Regions from separate parts of the Mus musculus genome. Here region 1 is linked to region 2. The links are chromatin loops, found by intact Hi-C in ENCODE. Cell type or tissue: left cerebral cortex. All regions are shown on one strand. Each heading gives the region's core, and the rest is flanking DNA. Links, peaks and the distances in the headings are about the cores only.

What was found. Peaks named below come from ENCODE experiments on the same cell type or tissue, not always from the same donor. Only the 100,000 strongest peaks of a DNase experiment are listed, where the experiment ranks them.
Region 1: it touches region 2 in a loop (26-fold over the local background); 2 of 42 quality-filtered maps call a loop at or near these places.

What each region holds. Positions count from the first base shown.
Region 1 is chr17:71,521,525-71,524,024 of GRCm38, forward strand. It overlaps Ndc80 (NDC80 kinetochore complex component), which reads right to left. Exons shown (of 17, transcript NM_023294.2): 3 at 2,058-2,135. Among named protein-coding and RNA genes, the nearest start is that of Ndc80, 4.1 kb to the right of the region's middle. In left cerebral cortex, for the core only: no CTCF peak of the experiment used is centred there; no DNase peak of the experiment used is centred there.
Region 2 is chr17:70,354,529-70,372,320 of GRCm38, forward strand. It overlaps a transcript of Dlgap1 not described here. Among named protein-coding and RNA genes, the nearest start is that of Dlgap1, 61 kb to the right of the region's middle. In left cerebral cortex, for the core only: no CTCF peak of the experiment used is centred there; DNase peaks (open chromatin) are centred at 9,310 and 9,915; H3K27ac peaks cover 365 bases.

The DNA of each region.
Region 1 (2,500 bases), core at 1-2,500, 1.2 Mb after region 2:
AGTTAACATGTGCAAAGGACTTAAAACATTTGGCCTTTTTGAAAACTCAGGAAATATTAGACTCTGTAAATAACTATCTCTATCCATCAATCCTTAGAACTACTCTGAAAAGAGATACTGCAATTATCTCCCTTTAAAAAAAGGTTGTGTTTAATCTGTGTGCAGTGTGTCTGCAAAAGTGTGTGCCACACGTGTGTGTGAGAGACAGAGAGAGATGGAGGACAGAGGACAACCTGTAGAAGGAGGGTCTCTTCTCCTACTGTCAGGAGCCATAACGGGACAAGCTAATAACTAGCAGGTGATCATCCTGAAGTGGCCTGCCTCGGATTATTATATAACCTGTGACAGGTGAGCCCTCACTAAGCAAGGCTGTGAGGGACTCATTTTAGGAAAGATTCCTGCTGTTAATAGGCTTTTCCTGTTATTATTAAACATATATAACAATCACTAAGTAGTACCACACCCCCTTTACCTTTAGAGGAGATCTGTGAAGATGTACTATCCTGTAGTGATGCTATAGAGACAAATAGATGACTTAAGTCTTAATGATGATCCTATAAGAATTCCTAAAATTATATCTGTGATTATTAAGCTCTTTTATAATGGGACTGCTATTAGGTCCTTTTCTGATAGTCAAAGCTGCAATGAGAACTCTGTCAGTCTTCCAAGCATCACCAGTTATTTGCTCTTAGATGGTAACCAGACTTTCTCCTACTCAGAGCACATTCCAAAAGGTTTTAAACAATCAACCAAAGGTCATTAAAAGGCAACTAACGATTTATTGTAGGTGCTAGGACAGAAGATAAAATACCGACTGGGTTTATCTATACAAAACTTCACTAATAGCTTAGTTATGGTTTTAAACCTTCAGTGAACCTGTGGAGCTCAGACAGATGATGGATGTTTAGCCAGATAGTTACTCCTAATGGATATGCATGCACACATTCGCCGTTGTAAACTTCTGTTTCAATTTATGATTTGATTTTTTGTGTGAACTTGTGATGAACTTTGTAACACGTGATCATGTATTCTGAAAGATGTCTAAGTACTGACGACAAAGAGCAGCACGAGAATCATCAATAGAACGAAGATCAATAGGAGACTTTGTGCCTTTCCCCACTTAGGATCTTTCGCTTTTCCCCTTAGATAGCTTTCATAGGAAACTTTTTACAACTTGGTAATAAACTCTATAATCACTTCTCTAAGCGTCTTCTCTTCCTGTGACTTCCAACTAGCAGGCTGAAAAGTTAGAGCCCAGCAGTTCCTGCTGAGAAAAAACAAGGGCAGCATTGCTTAATCCTCCACTGTTAGGCTAAAGGTGTTAATTGCCTAAGCCAGCAGTCTTTTACCCCCAGAAAGAGCAAGAAAGTTTTTAGGACTTTTTAGAAGTTATCATCAGCATTTCAGTATAATTACAGAGCTAGAAAGCCCTGAGACCCCCCGACTTTAAAGCCATCACCAGAGTCCTACTCTGTGAATCCACTGCTATCCTGGCCCAGGCTGGGAGGCATCCTACCTTGTGGGACTGGGAGTTGAAAGCAGATTCCTAGACTTGGAGTTGAGTAACTTTACCTGCTGAGCCATCTTGCTGGCCCAGAAAGGTTTTTAAAGATTAAAAGCACTTTATTTTTGTAACCATATGAGATTATAATGATTTAGAGTTGCGTTTACATGACATCTTCTGAGGTTAACTTCTAATATAATCAATTCTGGCAGACATAGACCATAAAACAAAAGCTCTCTGAAGTCACTATTAGCCTTCATAGTGTGAAAGAGTCGAAACTCAAATGTTGCAATAGAAGATGGCTCTTCTTTATCCATCGGATTCTGAGAACTCGGTACAGAACACAGTAGCCTTGACCATCACCTGATAATCACAGAATCTTCTCATCACTAGCATCATGTAAAGCAGGCATCACCTAGGATTTTAACCAACACAGGAAAACCGGATCATATGTCCTGCTTCAAAGCCCCTTACAACCCATCATTATTACTGAGCTCTAAGAGAATGAAGAAATAAGAATCTACTCATTAAATATAATTAAAAACCTCATTACCTTTTCCCAAATATTGAGACTTTTCTTTCCGATGTCGGTTTGTGTGTACTCAGCTTTCCAAAGGTTGATCTTTCTTTGCTTTAAAGAAACATTGAAAACAACTCTTTAAATCAAGTGTAAAAATACTAGTTTAAGTAATTTTTGAAATATGTTAGAGTTAATACCTCCTTCCCACTGTCCCACTACCCACAACAATTTTTGAAAAATCATAGAAGTTTTTGGTAGCTGTTAGGTAGATGAGCTGCAAGATAGTATAATTTTAAAATGTTAAAAATTTCTAATCTATGTGTTTTTTTATCTTAAAATTTATTTATGTGGTGCTGAAGAGACGGCTCAGCAGTTAAGAACACTAATTGCTCTTTCAGAGGTCCTGAGTACAATTCCCAGCAACCACATGGTGGCTCACAACCATCTGTAATGGGATAGGATTCCCTCTTGTGATG
Region 2 (17,792 bases), core at 8,529-11,028:
AGCTGGGAGGTGAAGTCCTGTCCTGAATGTGGGTGGCATCCTGTCATGAATTAGTGTCCTGAACCAAATAAAAAGAAGGAAATGACAAAGCCACTTGAACACAGGCACTCCCAGTCTCTGCTTCGCGTTTGGTAAGGTGTGAGAGGAAACTCAGCCACGTGCCCCACTTCCGTGAAACCTGACTTCATGCTTCCTTACATGACAGCTGCATCCCCAACCAGGACGCAGAATGACTCCTCCTCCATTAAGTTGCCTTGTTGGGAATTCAGTCTAAGCAATGAAAATAGTAAGTATAATTAAATGGCACCAATCCCCAGTGTGCGGTAGTAGATCCTGGTACCCAAATGATGGTTCCTCACACAGGGAGTCTTCAAAACAGAGAAGATGGGATAGAGAAGAAGGAAAAGGGGAGGGAAGCAAGGAGGGAGGAAAGGAAGGAAAGAGAAGGGGAAGAGAAAGGAATGTCTATCTATTAATGTAAATGTCGATTGGCACATCTGATTGTTTTTAATGTTCCACGTACATTGGTAAACGAGATCACGAAAGTAATCTTTTGTGTATTAATGGTTTATCCACGGTTGGTCCTTCATACCCAGGGCTTCCACATCTGTGAATTCAACAAACCATGGGCTGAAATGGAGTTAGGTCTGCATTGGTGGCCTCTGTAGGGAACACGCTTTTTCTGCAGGGGACGTGTAGGGAGTGGAGTTTTTTTTCAGGATCTCCTACACAGGACTACATAACAAATAGTTACATAGTATTTATGTTGTATTAGGTATTATATGCCTAGGATATGTACAAATATTACATATTGTTTGGAAAGGGATTTGAGCATCTGTAGATTTTTTTATCTTAAGGGGATTCTGAAAGCAAAACCCCAAGGACATTGTTCATATGCATTCACAAATGATTAAGCACTTATAAATATACAGTATAGTCATGTGTATCATGTTCATATGTCTCTATAAATAACACTAGGAAATAATAGAAAAATAAAGAAGAAACTAGTTAAATACAGTAAGAAGCCAGAGCTAGAAGCCAGGCTTTTAGTATTTGTATTTTAATGTGATTTTGATTTTTATCAGCATGTGAATGAGCATCCAAGTTTTTAAACTATAGAAAAAGTAAATTAAAAAAAGCAATAGACATTTATAACCTATAAGAAAGAAGAACTTTCTTGGAAAAACAAAATATAAACCCAGAAGGCACAAAGGAAGGAAGGGAGGTCTATCCATTGATATCATCCATATTTCAAACCTTCACTATTTATGAGACATAAATGCAGGTGAAAAACAAGTTAACAACCAACCCAGATATTTGCAAATCACCCACAGACAAAGAACTAATTGTACAAACAAACATGTGAGGAATGACTTTATGTAAATAAAGGGGCAAATGACCTAAAAACAAATTTGAGCAAAGGAAAATAATAATTTCAAAATGAAGAAAGAAACGCAACTGGCCAGGGATATTTTTTTTTACTGTTTTTGTTCTATATTTTAATACTGGTAACATTTAATTATAACTTTCTGCAATTAAAATTTAATTTGTATGAGAGAGAGAGAGGGAGAGAGAAAGAAAGAGAGAGAGGGAGAGAGAGAGAGAGAGAGAGAGAGAGAGAGAGAGAGAGAACAAGAACAAGAACAGACTTGCTCACCAATGAAGCTGTGGGGTAACTCCAGACTCAGACACCAGATACAGGCAGAACCATGATGCCATCAAGAATTGACTCATGGTGAAAGAGAAAGGGAGCCATGGAGACGTACATCTGCCTCCCTCAACTTATGCCTAAGCAGACCATCTTCTTATATTATGGGCCTTCTGCTAACTTAAGATCTACCTCTGTGCCTCTTTACCATCTTTCTTTGGGCCTGTCTTCTTACTATCAATTGAAGCATGGAGAGGCTCTCATTTATAAGTACTTAAGAATGAGTAAGCTTGCTTCTGTATTTTCTCCATGAATTCAATCTTAACGGTTATCAGTATATCCTTTCTGTTCCCACTTTCCCTGATGTTCCCTGAGTCTTAGATGCCCTGTTTGCATCATAGACCTGTAGCGGTGGCTAAGGTCCCCACAGTCTGTTGTTCTCTGCGTTGTGACCAGATGAGAATTTCTGTAGATCTCTATCCACATCAGAAGGAGGCTTCTGTCTCGGTCATGAGCACTTCAGTGAATCTCTAGTTTATGACTTTGGATGAGGTAACAATGTCTGCAGGTATCTCCGTACCATAAAGAGTACAGAGTCCACGCAGACACTTGTATTTCAAGCAAGAAATGAACAAACGCCCTGCAGGGCTCTGCTGAGGAGTTAGTGTAGCTGAGCAAACTGGGCTTCAAAGATACCAGTTTCTTTAGGACTCAGCTATATGTTGCCCTATACAGAGGTTTCTTTAACTAGCTGATATACTTATGTTAGCAGAACATACCGAACATACAGCCTGGCATCTGAGTTCCAGTACAAGGCTCCCGGAGCAGCTATGGTGCTGAAGCAGTATGTCAGGTAAAGAAGCTATTAGAGTATTTTTTTTATCACACAGCAGTGATTCTAAATACTTTTAATCTTTTCAGCCCCTCTGCAAATTTAGATGGTAGGCATGGATGGGAAAAGCAGCTTAGAGGAGTTGAAATAACTTACGGAGCTGGCAGTTCAAGCAAGTGTGGTGCCACTCAAGGTGGCAGACAGCAAAGCCACCTCCCTCAAGGGACTCTGACTCACCTGCAGATTTCTTTCCTTGGTGCATTAGAAAACTTACTTTCTCATTCTGAACATCACAGGCTCTCTGGAGTCACCAAACAAATGATTTAAAAAACAAACAAACAAAAAACCCCAAACCTGTTAAGCACCGTGAGTGTCTGCCATGGGTATTTAAATCTGAACTATTTTCCATGTGTTAAATTACTTTTCTCACAGTTCTTGCCCCAGCCATCCCTCTATTTTGGTTAATTATCTCATTTTCTTAGGATTGAACATATAAGTCATATTCTCTCTCTCTCTCTCTCTCTTTCCCGTGTGTGTGTGTGTGTGTGTGTGTGTGTGTGTGTGTGTGTGAGTGAGTGAGTGTATGAGTGGGTGTATGACTGTGTGTGTATTTGCTTGCATATAGTTGTGTGTGAGTGTGTGTATGAGTGTGTGTATGTTTGTGTATTTGTGTGTGTATATGAGTGTGTTATGAGTGTGTGTGTGTGAGTGTGTGTGTGTATATTTGTGTGTGAGTGTATGTATGTGTGTGTGTGACTGTATGTGTGTGTGACTGTATGTGTGTATGTGTATTTGTGTGTGTATGTGAGTGTATGAGTGGGTGTATGACTGTGTGTGTATTTGTTTGCATATAGTTGTGTGTGAGTGTGTGTATGTTTGTGTATTTGTGTGTGTATATGTGTGTGTGTATATTTGTGTGTGAGCGTATGTATGTGTGTATTTGTGTGTGTGAGTTTATGTGTGTGTGACTGTATGTGTGTATGTGTATTTGTGTGTGTGCATGCTGTTTAGTCTCTATGCCCTGTATGTTTTCTTCACTAGCTTATAGGCACCTCTTGATTCCTTCTTAATCCTTTTGCCCACTGAAGTCCAATCATCACTGCTGCTGCCCCTTACTAGGGAAAAGAAACCACCTAGCTCACCGGCTCTGTTATGTCTTGGGTGTTAAAGCCTTGTCTTATATTTTACATCATTTGGGGGCATAATATGTGTTTGGTAATGGTCTTGCAGTGTGAAGGCCATGTTTCTTAAAAATACTTAAGGACCTCTTAGTTCTTGATTCCTTTTGATCTTCAATACCAAGTCTAAAGCTGTCAATTATATATTGAGCCTTGAATTAATGTTAAACAATTAATGTCAACACCTTCCCTTGGAAACAAACAAAAGATATATCACTATATTTGTTGATGCTAAATGACTTTTGATATATTGCAAGGAAATAGACCTATCTGATTTTTTTAATTTAATTTTATTTGTAATTCAATTTTTACACTCCATACTCCATTCCCCGTTCCCCACCCACCCTCCAACTGTGCCACACCCCACACCTCCTTCCCACCCCACTCCATCTCTACATGGATGCCCCCACCCTCTACCTCACCTGACCTCTAAACTCCTGGGGCCTCCAATCTCTTGAAGGTTAGGTGCATCATCATGAACACAGACCCGGAAGTCCTCTATTGTATGTGTGTTGGGGGCCTCATATGAGCTGGTGTGTGCTGTCTGTTTGGTGGTCCAGTGTTTGAGAGATCTCGAGGGTCCAGATGAATTAAGACTATGGACCCCCAGAGTAGAAGCTCTCCCTAAAACTGTAACCTTACATTATTTCCTATTATATCTATTTCCTAGCAGGCGTGCCGTGTCTAGCCTCAGTGAGAGAGGATATGCCTACTCTGGTAGAAACTTGATTGATGTACCAGGGTGGGAATCCTCAAAGGGGGTCCCATTTTCTCAAAGGAGAAGGAGAGAGGGAGGGCAAAGGTCTCTGGGGGGGGAGGGAGACTGGCACCTGGTAGCATTTGATGTAAAAAGTTAATTAATTAAAAATAAATTTTAAGGGCTGGTGAGATGGCTCAGTGGGTAAGAGCACCCGACTGCTCTTCCGAAGGTCAGGAGTTCAAATCCCAGCAACCACATGGTGGCTCACAACCATCCATAACGAGATCTGACTCCCTCTTCTGGAGTGTCTGAGGGCAGCTACAGTGTAGTTACATATAATAAATAAATAAATAAATAAATCTTTAAAAAAAATAAAATAAATAAAAATAAATAAATAAATAAATTTTAAAAGAAAGAAAGAAAAATTTCCTCTATCAGCTTTGAATATATAGGCAGGAAGTTTGTCTATGTGCCATTATTCTTAATCAGAGCTTCTGTGTGTTGGGTGAATTCAGATCAGCAACCAACTATTGAATTCTTCCCACATATAAAAGGTATGCTGCTGTAACTTTGGGAAGTACGCCTGTAATCAGCTGAAATTCCTGCCTAGAGTTACAGGAAGAGAGTCACTACTCTACTACCCAAAGTGGCTTAGATTTTTAGTCCCCTGATATCGCAGTAACCAACAAAGGGCTACCTTGGGAAGTAGAGGACTTCTCTAAGAAAATGATGATAGCAAGACATCAAATAGCATGCAGTATTTACCTTGGGCCAGACACTATTCTAAACTCTTTCATTAACTTTATTCCCTTATTTTCATGATTTTGTAAAGTGTCACTGTTTGCAGAGTTTAAGTAAGTAAGCCGAAATGCAGAAAAAGTAATTAAACCTTATCAACATTAATAGGAAGTAACTGCACAGGTCAGCATGTTAACCCATATAGTCTGAAGTTCCTACTTAAGCCAATCCTATTATTCTTTAGTTTTAAGGGAAATTTTATTTTTATTTTATGTGCATTGGTACTTTGCCTGCTTATATTATATGTCTGTGTGAAGGTATACAATCCCCTGAAACTAGAGCTATAGCAAGTTGTGAGCTGCCGTGTGGATCCTGGGAATTGAACCTGGGTCCTCTGGAAAAGCAGTTGGTGCCTTTAATGGCTGAGCCATCTCTCCAGTCCCAGTCATACATTCTTAAAGCACATATGGCACACACACACACACACACACACACACACACACACACACACACAAAGGTAGGAGACTTAGACCCTCTAAATTTTGAATCCTACTGTGCAAGCTAAGTGGACAAAGCTAACAGCATTCTAAAGAAATGTGAAGGTGTTTTTTCATATCCCACAGGTCTGTTGCCTTGGTCTTTCTCCTCAGGGATAAAAGGAATAAAACTTGTGAAAAAGAATCCAGAAACAAGAAGAAAACATGGAGTGCTTAATAAGAAAATAAAACCTGTCTTTGAAAGAATATTTCACAGCACATAAGAAATATATGTAGGCTTTGTAGACAAAATAGAAAAGGCATGGTATTTTTATAAGCAACAATAAACTAATAAGAAAATAATATTACCTTCTTTACATTCCTATGGCTTTAATGTAAATCTTTTCTAGACCTCCTATTCTCCTTAAACCACTAAAATAGAAGACCTAAATGTCTATAAGTCAGACATTGAAAAAAGAAAAAAATTAATTTTCTGTATATAAAGAAATCCATTCTGTATATAAAGAAAAAGGTTAAGAGTAGATGCATATAAACACATGTGACATGTAAATGCCATGCAAATGCTAATCAAAACAAATCTGAATTGGTTATATAGGCTTCAGGTGACATAGACATCAGTATTAACAGGTACCAGAGGAAGAACACTAGCATCTCAGAATCATGATGTGGACAAGTCCCCAAGGAGAGTACACAATCCTAAATACATAGGCATCTAACAACCAATCCTTGAAGTGCATAAAGCAAAACCTGATAGAAACAAAGGGGGATATAAACATGATTATATTTGAGAACTTCAACACTTCTCTCCAAGTAATTGATAGAACAAGAGAGAAGTCCACAAGAAGATTGAAATATTAAACAACCCAAGCAAGCAACCCAACCTGACATTTGCAGAACTCTCAACCCAACAAGAGTAGTACATCTACTCTTCCTAAGGGGAAAATATACCAGAAACAGGTCAGGTTATGAGCCACAAAATACACATTGACACTTTGATATAATTAAGGATGCACCACATGGAATTCAATCAGTAAAAAAAAATAAATTCCCAAGCATTTTAAAGCTAAATAACTATGAGCTGAAGCTTACAGGAAAAAAAAAAAAACACACAGCTCTATTACAGATTACAGCCTCAAGATTATAGTGAGATGTTTCAGAGGCAAAGCTAAATATATGTCTTGGGCTTTCTTCAATAACATCTAAGGCCTATAGCAGAGTGCTCTAGTTTTGCTGTTCTACTGCCACCAAAGGTAATGCCTTGATTTAGGACTCTTTCATTTTGTAACTATAAAATGGTTGTTTGACCACGCCTGCATTGGAAACCTGTTTGAGGTAGCCAAATTTCTGTTCCTTGGCCAGGATCACTTATGACCAAGAAGTTCCTCTTGGGGTAAGGTATGGTGCTTGCATACATAGCTGCTTATGATGTAAGCTGGGTTTGCTGAATTAAACAAAGGAAGCAGATTCTTCAATGGAGATTAAAAACCCCTCATTAGCATGGAAGTGAATGGGAGGCTGATGGAAACAATCACTACTTCTTGAAATAACCAAAACCCTTGACCGCCCACATTTTTCTTTCTGTCTTGCTGGCTTGTCTATGTGGTAAATAATTAACTTCTTGATTTGTAAAGAGGCTGACATTTGGAAAGATTTTGCAAATGGTATTGTCCCTCTCCAGTCTTCTCCATGTTCATATTCTAGTTTGGTTCTGATACTCAGTTGCATGGGGACTGTGTGGCCTGCATTAATCATTTCCATATGGTATAGAGAAAGCAGTATAGGATAACCTGTGAGTACAGAAACCCTCCTCATTTGCCTACGTATAATTGGTAGGTGGAGTGGGTGGTATGCCCCACCATTAACCATCCTGAACTTAGTTTATTTAGCTCTATGGGACAGGTTCTTCTTAATTTAAAGTCAACAATACACAATTTTAGCTGGCTGTGGCGGCTTACATAGGGAGTGTCAAACTGAGTGGGACTACATGAAACCTGTTCTCAGTCAGTCAAGGAAAGAAAAAAAGGAGAGAACTAGAAAAAGAAGAAAAATCAAAAACAAGAAGAGGAAAGAAGGAAAGGGAAGAGAGAGGGAAGGAGGGAGGGGAATAGAGAGGGGAAAATAAAAGTCTTTTCTTCCATTGTCTTAGCCTATGTCCCTGGGTCCAAAACAAAAAAAAAAAAAAATGAAAAAGATGTATTGATAAAATTGATGCACTTCAATTCATAGGTCTTACATGGCATAGAATCTCCATAAAGAATGTTAAGTCCAAAGAAATGTGGTAGGGAAGGAACATCTGGTGAGAGGGTGTGTGTACTCTGGTAATAATTGCCATGATGTGGCACACTTAGCAGGGCTGTGGGTTCAGAGTCTTCTCTGCCTCTCTGTATCTTCAGAGACAAGGATGTCTCTCCCCTCTGAGTATAGGCAGACATCTCTTCTATGTCTTTGCCCTGCCATGAGGGAGAAGACAGAAAATTAGAGACTCTACTTCTACACCTGCCTCACGTGACTTATGCTTAGATTCCCAATACACCGAGGCCCATATTTGCAGCTAGTGCTAGGGTATTTTTGAACTGCATCAAGAATAAGTCTCAGTTTCTAGTAATAGAAAAGTTATCAAACATAATGTGATATAGAATCAATTTTTTTTCCTAAAGTAATATCCTTAGAATAAATTAAAAAAAAAATTTTTTTAAATGTATAGTACTCAAGTTCTTATCAGGAATACCTGCTTCCTGGTAGATGAGTGATAAAACTGTAAGAAAATAGGTATGTGCATAGAGAATGACTCAGTAGCCTCATTTCTGTCTCAGTGGTAAACACGTGAACCAAAAGTAACTTTGGGGAGGGAGAGTACATGGGAAAAGCACACATGTTCACACACAACCAATGAGCAGTGTAACAAGTTCTTACACATGGAAGTACATACACATGGAAGTGTAGCTCAGTGGTGGTACACTTGCATTGAATGTTAGAGTCTGTGGCTTCCAGCAAAAAAGATGTGTTTAAGTAACATCTGAAAGTATCTAGTATAGTGTTTGACACCCTGTACTCAATAAGTAATAATATCTTTCAATGTTCCCAAACGTGTTTCTGCCATCACACGGAAAGGGAGATATTTATGTAATTCTTACCATTCATCACGTCTCACTAAGAGCCACTGTGCGGCATCCTAAAGTGGGACTGATAATTAAGGCTGGATTTTTCTCAAAGCCCATTTTACACAGGCAAAGCACTATAGTTTATCTATTTTTAGCTAAAAGAGGAACTTACACTCTATTGCTCCCTGTCTTCAAAATCCCTGGCAAATGGAAGCATAGCTCTTTCACTTTGTGCCATGAAGTGCTTGTAATTTAATAAAATGGAATTTGAAATTCTCTTCAAAATTGGAAACTACCCAGCAAAGGGAGAAGTGAAGTGGATCCTAGGTAGTTCACATTACCAACTTTATTTTGTTTCTGAACAGAATAAATTTAATGGACACACACTTTAAGGCTCTGAGCTAAATCATCACAGAAATACATCATGAGAGGTGTGCCTGCCTGTTAATGGCTCTGCAGCCACTGCCTTAAAAGACTATGTAAGACTCACTTGAGGCAGCTACGGAATCCTGGCTCTGTTTTGTACTGAAGTCAGAGACTCTGGAAGGAAACCAGAAATCTCATTGTTAGTAAGCCAAGGATTCTTGCCTACATTGAAGTTGCTCGGCCATATTCATGTAATGCCTTAGCCCTGTAGGAACAGATGGGAGCCAAGGGAGGGGGTGAGCTCCCACAAGTGCCAGGAGCAGAATACAGCTTGCTTTATGGTTTTCTTTCCCCTTATCCAGACAGATCGCTTTCACACCTACAATTCTACTACAGTTGCATGGCTTTTTTTTTTCTGATTATTTTTTTTTATTCATGTTACATCCCATTCATGGGAGAGCATGGCTTTTGTAGTTGGCATGATTTCTTCTCCCACTGTCCCAAGACTAAACCTACATGTAGATATAGGGAACCTGAAAGATGACACTTCCACAATATACATGCAAGGCACACACACACACAGAGAGAGAGAGAGAGAGAGAGAGAGAGAGAGAGAGACAGGGACAGGGACAGAGACAGAGAGACAGACATACACACACAGAGAGACACATATGCTCTCTCATTCTTTCTAACACACACACACAAACACACACACACACACACACTTTCTCTTGATTTTCCCTTTCGGAATGGCCAATATACAGTAGCTCAAGTCTGTTCCCTAAGCTTTGTTTGCTATGAATTTATGTGGGAAACTGAAACTCTCATTCACCACCTGTGAGTCAAGGCTGAATCCAGAGGCTGCCAGTCTTTAGCTTTGCAAACCGCATTTATTTATCTGAACAAGAGGAGCCTGTGGTGGTCTGAGTGAGAAGTCCCTCATTGAGTAGCAGCCATTTAAATACTTGGTCCTTAGCTGTTGACTTTTTGAGGAGAATTAGGAGGTGTGGCCTAGCTGGGGAAATGGTATCACTGGATGGAGTAGGCTTTGAGGATTTAAAAACCATGTTGCTATTTCTAGTAAGATCCCTTTCTCTCCCTCTCCCTCTCCCTCTCCCTCCCCCTCTCCCTCTCCCTCTCCCTCCCCCTTCCCCTCCCCTCCCCCTCTCCCTCTCCCTCCCCCTCTCCCTCTCCCTCTCCCTCCCCCTCCCCCCCTTCCCCTCCCCTCCCCCTCCCCCTCCCCCTCCCCCTCCCCCTTCCCCTCTCCCACTCCCTCTCCCTCTCCCTCTCCCTCTTTCTCCTCTTCCCCCTCCCCCATCTGTGTTTCTTGTTTGTGGTCTGATAAGGGAGCTCTCAGCCTCCAGCTCTAGCTCCTGTGTCTGCTGCTTGCTATCTATAACATTACAGGCCATAACCCTCTAGAATTATAAGCCCCCAAATGCATTCTTTCTTCTATAAATTGCCTTGGTCATGGAGATTTATCACATTTTTATATACTTAGAAAAGTAATTAATACATTGAAGAATATGAGAGTAATGGTCGTAAGATTAAGAGCTGCAATCTACTCCCCATGAGAACCAGTCTATGGTCTCCACATCATTATCCCTGCTTAATTAACATGGAAGTGCCAAGGCTCCGTTACCTAAAAGGCCTTGGTTTTCTAGGAAGCATGAATCCATGTGTATACCCACCCTCACTTCTCACTCCCTCTCTCCTATCCTCCATTCTTCCCACAAGGAATGCGGAGGCCCAGTGTGCAGATTGTGAAGAGGTTTCTGGACAGACAGCATTGCTTTGTAAACCTGTAGTATGAGTTCTAACATTGCTTGCCTGGGGCAGCCCCAGCGTGGGGGGTTTCTTCTTTCTTGTTGGTTCTTCTTGAGTCAGCGGAGGGGGAAGAGCATAGGCAGAGGGTAAGACTTTGTCTTACACGAAATTTAGGGTTTCTGTATAATAAAAAAGTTTACTTATCTAAGTCTACCTTACCATGCTATTGTAGCTGACCTGCCTTCTGTGATCCTCTGAGGCCTGAAACTGCAGTCTCTGGCACTTAGCACCTCATCCTAAAACAGCAGGAGATTGAGTAAAGGATTAATTGCTAGAGCCTTTTCCCTGTTGTTCAGATGCCTCTTGCTTGTTGGGCTAGGAGGAAGTTTGGAACAATAAACTTGTATTGAACCAGGAGAAGAGAATAACACTCGCAGAGGAAAAACTTTTACATAAGTGAATATGCATAATCTTACATAAATTCATATACAGATTCATGCATGCTCATTTATTCATTTACACATTTCCACTCAAACCCAAAGCTTACACACACATCCATACTGATATATGCATGCGGAGCAAAAGACCAAGCACTGGTGCAGAAAGAACTCACTCATTCTGGATGAAAAATGAGCTCCAATCTTTATTACATAGAGAAAGAAAAGACTTCTACATTTTTAATACTAAATGAATTAAACCCATGTTTGTAAGAAAAAAAGCTTTGTTTCTGTTAATAAGACTAAACCTGCCTTGTCCTTACCATGGGACCTATTCTGTCCCATGGTAAGGAGAAGCCTGCCTGCTCCTTTGGCTCTCTGCGACATCTTCTTTTTCCCCTCTTTCCTTCTGCATTCTGCACATCGCCTACAATTTCTAAGTTATTCCATGATGCATTCTCCTTCTAATCTAAAAAAGTGTTCTGTCTAAAAACTTCTCAGCTCAGTTCCTCTCAGCTCAGTTTTTCTCACCTCCATTCCTCTCACCTCAGTCCCTCAGTTCTGACTCTTCTCTTTGTCCTTAGCCCTTAAACATCTTCCAGAATACATGATAACATGTTAAAAAACGTTCATCAAAAGTTTATATAGAAAATCAAATCATATATTGAAATAGAAGTTTACAACAGAGAATGTCTTCATGCATATCCATGAGGAGGAATTATCTAGCTAAACATCCATCACCTGTCTCAGCTCCATAGATTCACTGAAGGTTTAAAACCATAATTAAGTTATAAGTGAAGTTTTCTATAGATAAACCCAGTCGATATTTTACCTTCTGTCCTAGCACCCATAATAAATCATTAGTTCTTTTTATGACCTTTGGTTAATTGTTTTACAACCTCTTGGAATGCGCTCTGAGTAGGAGAAAGTCTGGTTACCATCAATTGACTGGTGACACTTGGGAGACCAACGGAGTTCTCCTTGCAGCTTTGACTACCAGAAAAGGACCTAATAGCAGTCCCGTTATAAAAGAGCATAATAATCACAGCTATAATTTTAGGAATTCTTATAGGATCATCATTAAGACTTAAGTCATCTATTTGTCTCTATAGCATCACTACAGGATAGTACATCACAGATCTCCTCTAAAGGGGGTGTGGTACTACTTAGTGATTGTTATATATGTTTAATAATAACAGGAAAAGCCTATTAACAGCAGGAATCTTTCCTAAAATGAGTCTCTCACAGCCTTGCTTAGTGAGGGCTCACCTGTCACAGGTTATATAATAATCCGAGGCAGGCCACTTCAGGATGATCACCTGCTAGTTATTAGCTTGTCCCGTTATGGCTCCTGATAATCGCTGTTTATTCACAACTTCATATGCTGTTTCTTCTCTTCTGAAAAACCTTGTGAGGCTCTCATCCCACCCAGTGTGTAAAGCATCTCCTGTCAGACTTTTCAGTTACTCTTTCTGCTGCCCTAGGGGGATGTCAAACATCTTTTCACACAAGTACTTTGAGGAGCCATTAAAAATATCAGTTTATGGATCTGCCCCTGGGCTTGAAAGTGGGATTAAAGGCTGCTGTTTTTGTGTTTGGTCATTATCTTTTCTTGTGGTACAGAATTAAAATAGGCCAGGCAAGCACTCTCCTACTGAGCCCCAGCCCCAGATCTCATTCGGTTGTCTCTGTCTAAATAGAATGCATAGAACTTTATGAGAGCCAGGGAGTCCGATGTATACAGAGCTCTACATCAAATCAGTTCTTCTAGTTTTGGTTTGGCCTGTCTTGGTGATTGACAGTTCTAATCTCCACATATGTTAGTTTAATTTTAATGTTTTTAGAGTGATATAGTTTAATTTTAATAACTTTCTAGAGTGATACATGAATAAGCTAGTTTAGATCTCTTCTGAACTCTGTCATGTCACTGAAACTCTGTTAGGGTCAGCGCATGTGTGTGTAGGTGTGATAACCTTGAGTGGCAATCTCAGGGACATCATCAATGACTTTCCTTTGAAACAAGCTCCTCGCTGGCCTGGAGTACATCAATTAGGTTAAACTAGCTGGCAACAGCCCTGGATCTCCTCTCTCTGCCTCCCAGGGCTGGGTAACAAGCACAAGCCACTCTGTAGGACATTTTTATGTAGGTTCTGGGGATCAAACTCAGATCTTCATGCTTGCAAGGACTTTACAGATGGGACTGGCCCCGCCCCCTGAAGCTCTACTTTCCCTGGGAAAGGACCTTGATCCTTAGGATGTAGGTGTCCGGTTTTCTTTCTTGTTGCTGTGATGAAATACTCAGACAGAAGAACTTAGGGGAGGAAAGGTTTATTTTAGCTTATAGTTCCAGGGTACAGTCCATCATTACTGGAAAGCCAGAATGTGAAGCAGCTACTTAAGTTCACAGTCAAAAGCAGAGAGCAGCCATCAAATAAATCCCTCCCCTCAGAGCTCAGGGAACCCCACAGAAGATGATGCAGAAGGAGTGAGGGACACAGGACAGAGGGCACAAGAAGAATGAGACCCCCCCTAAAACAACAGACTAGAGTTCATATGAACTCAGAGCCTGAAGCAGCAAGGGTCTACACAGGTCTGCACCAGGTCCACTGCAGATAAACCATACCTTTCAGTTCAATGCTTTTAGGGAATTCCAAGTGTGTGAACTAATGGGCATCTTGATTCTTGTGCCTTCTCTTGGACTCTTTCATTTGGCTTGACTGGTCTAACTTTGATATGACGATATGATGGCTTTGTTTGTTTGTTTGTTTGTTTGTTTTTGGTTTTTCAAGACAGGGTTTCTCTGTGTAGCCCTGGCTGTCCTGGAACTCACTCTGTAGACCAGGCTGGCCTCGAACTCAGAAATCCGCCTACCTCTGTCTCCCAAGTGCTGGGATTAAAGGCATGCGCCACCACTGCCCGGTGGCTTTTTTTAATCTTATAATTTTATTTTGTAATGTTTTGTCATTATCTCTTACAAGCCTGTTCTTTTCTAGTGAGAGACAGAAAGGGAGTAGAACCAATGGTAGAGCAGATGGGGACAAACTGAGAGGAGTAGAGGGAAGGGAAACTGTAATTAATTATATTACACTGTATTAGAAAGGAAAATATGCTTAACAAATGAGGGAAACAATATAAAAATGGACAAAGAGAGAGAGAATGCATGCATGCTTACAACAGCTCAGCTAGCTCTCTCTCTACTTTCATGCCCAGCCAGAGCACAAACCTAGGGAATGGTGTCACCCACAACAGGCAGTTCTTCCCACCTCAATGAACAGAATCAAGGACAATTTCCCATAGACTTAGGAACATCTTTGTCTTTGAGGCACTAGGGATTCCCCCACTGAGACTCTGTTCCAGGTGATTGTAGATTGTGTCAAGTTTACGACTAAAAGTAAGCATCATACTCCTTACCCAGAGATGCACTTGGCTTCTCAGTGACTCAAAACGATCTAGCCTTGAAGCCTCCATGACACTCCCAAGCACTCAAACCATAGACCTCCACGTGTGGGCCTCATTCCACAGCAGGTTTCAGCATTGCTCTTTACAAATGGGCTACTTGACTTCCTTTAAAGTTAAGTGGCACTCCCTGTGACTCAAAGCTCTTAAGTACCAAATGAGTTCTGCACCAGAGCCTAAAGATTATCTAATAGCTAGATTAAATTTACATAGGGCTTTGGGACCTGTGCACTCCTAAGTGGATTGCTTTACCTGGGATCATTGTTAAGATTTACTAAGCTCGATATGACTGGGAATGGTTTCAGATATGGTTCTTCTCTGCACAGAATATTTCAAACTCTCTTCCTCTGTCCCTGCCTTGCTCACTCCTCTTTCTATGTGAGTCTTACACACACACACACACACACACACACACACACACAGAGAGAGAGAGAGAGAGAGAGAGAGAGAGAGAGAGAGAGAGAGAGTCACTGGATACTTAGCTCTTATTCAATCCATCCACTAATATATTACATTAATTGTGGGGGTTTCTTATGGCAAACTACTAAAATGAATAGAAATCTGACCTGTTAACCATGTCTATAGTGTAGCATGGATGGAACTAATCCCTTTATGCATTAATGCAATTAATTCTTGCTGGAAACTTCCCAAGCAACATGGTCCCTACTTTTCCCTCTCAGGGGGTTTGCCCATGTGCAGGAGACAAACCAGCCGTGTAACCAACAGCGTTGAGCTCTGAGAAGAGACCCGATGGCTACTGCAGAAGACAGAAGCACAGGCTGCAGTAATAACAGACACAGGGCATTAACCCTTTGTTTTCAAGAACACAGGCTCTCATGCCTTAGGTTCTCTTCTGCATTTTTCACTACTTCATTCCTGTGAATTAGGAACATGTCTTTGAGGTCCTAGGTAAATGAGACATTGCTATATCTCCGTTCTACCAATCTTATGCCACATCCAGTTGAACTTACCAGGGGCAGTGAGCTCTTTTCCTTCACCTGCAAATGTTTTTAATGAAATAAAATATATAGTGTGTCTCCAAGGAGGCCATTAAAAATGACATATTTCAGAGACGTGTACTAAGCTGCCATTGAAAAAAATACCAGTCCTGTGCTGTACTCACTTTGAGGATACGCTGGAGGCAAGAAGGCTGTATGTAGGCTGGTAAGAGAGCAAGAGAGACGTCTCAGAAAACTGAACACTGTAAATTCAGTGGGCATGGGCAGAGAGAGAGAGACAGAGAGAAAGAAAGAAAGAAAGAAAGAAAGAAAGAGAGAGAGAGAGAGAGAGAGAGAGAGAAGGGAGGGAGGCAGGGAGGGAGGGAAGGAAGGAAGGAAGGAAGGAAGGAAGGAAGGAAGGAAGGAAGGAAGGAAGGAAGGAAGGAAGGAAGGGAGGGAGGAAGGAAGGAAGGAAGGGGTAAAAACAGAGAGAGATACATAGAAAGACAAAGACAGAGATAGAAACAGAGAGAGAGAGAGAGAGAGAGAGAGAGAAAGAGAGAGAGAGAGGCAGAGGGACAGAGACTGCGAGGCAAACAGAGATACAAGCTCAAAATGGCAGAGTAAAGCCAAGAGCTGTGGTAGGTTTCAAAACTGACAAAAACCTCCATGTGAGACTAAGAACGAGAGTCTAATTAAAATAAGAACTTTACTGAATCGACAAGTGTCCCATAAAGCAGGATCAACTCAAGCCACATTAAATCCAGCTGGACCATACATAGTTCTAACATGAGTGAGTGTGCCTGGCTTGACAGTCTCAGAAAAGAAGTAGTAAAGTGGTCTCACACCCTTCCGTTTCTAATACTTACATTCCAGAGGGTTAAATAGCACCCATGCTTGTTTTTATCCAGCAGAAGACACATCTACAGTTTGTTTACTGAGGTCTTTACTATGCCTTCCTCTATATTTCAAGGACCATGTACTTAAACTAAACAGGGGCTCACCCTCTTTTTCCTTCCATAAGTGTTGCCATGAGAAAGGGTAGAAGCCTTCAGATCATTAGATACTGACAATACCATGCATTCCCTATTAAGGCTGGTTGAGAGTTGTTCCATTTTGGTGTGTTTTATAAGGAGGAAGAGGAAATATTTTCACTTGCTTCCTAGCTATCTCTTTCTGTACAGAAAAGGAGGATAAGCCCCACCCTGTGCCAGAAGACTGGAACTAGCAATCGTTATTAAAATGTTTAGAGATTTTCTGCTATTGCTCACAAACACCATATGGTTGTAGAACAACAACAACAACAACAACAAAAATCCTGTCTGGAGAAACTACTGCCATTGTGTTATTATTATTTTAATATAATGGCACTGAGAAGGATGTCTGATGTCAAGTGCTGGCCTTATAAAGTCAACCAGAGGAGAATTCCCATTGGTAAATTTCGGTCATCCTCAAGTGAAAAGGTTCCCGTCATTTTGTTGTCACGAGAACTAATGATGCGGAGTGTGACCTTCACACAGTGAGATTAACGGGAAACTGGGAGAAGCATTCTCAGAAAGAAGACCAAGTTTCTCTAGGGGTGACTGGGAGTTTTAGTCTTAAGATTTGTGTCACGCATGTCAGGAACAAACCCACATAGACATACAGGGAACACTTTCTGAGGGCTGACTGTGTGCAGATTGAAAATGACCTTGTGCCCCAGTACAGACATGCATGTGTAATTAACTATAGGACACGACAGTAAAACAAATATAGTACAGACAGCTCTCACCTGATGTTTTCAGAAAACTGTCCGAGTTCACAACAAGGACACTGGTTGATCTTGATGGCTGTAGATTAGTTGTCATGCAGCACTTTAAATAAAGCAATTTCTGAAATTCCTTCAGATTTAGTATAATGTCAGGAGTTACCCAGTGTCTCCACCATACAACTAATCATTTTCCTCTTTTGACAATTTTCTTGCCTCCCAGAATCAAGACCAACATTAAAATAACTTCTTGAAGGTCATGCTGAAATTTTAGAGGCCTGATAATCTTCAGAACCAGTAGCAGGCTTATTTCTGAGATAACAGATTGGCTCTTCCTTCTCCATAGTACAGACAGCCATTTCTATCAAAATGTGAGTCAGGAAACCT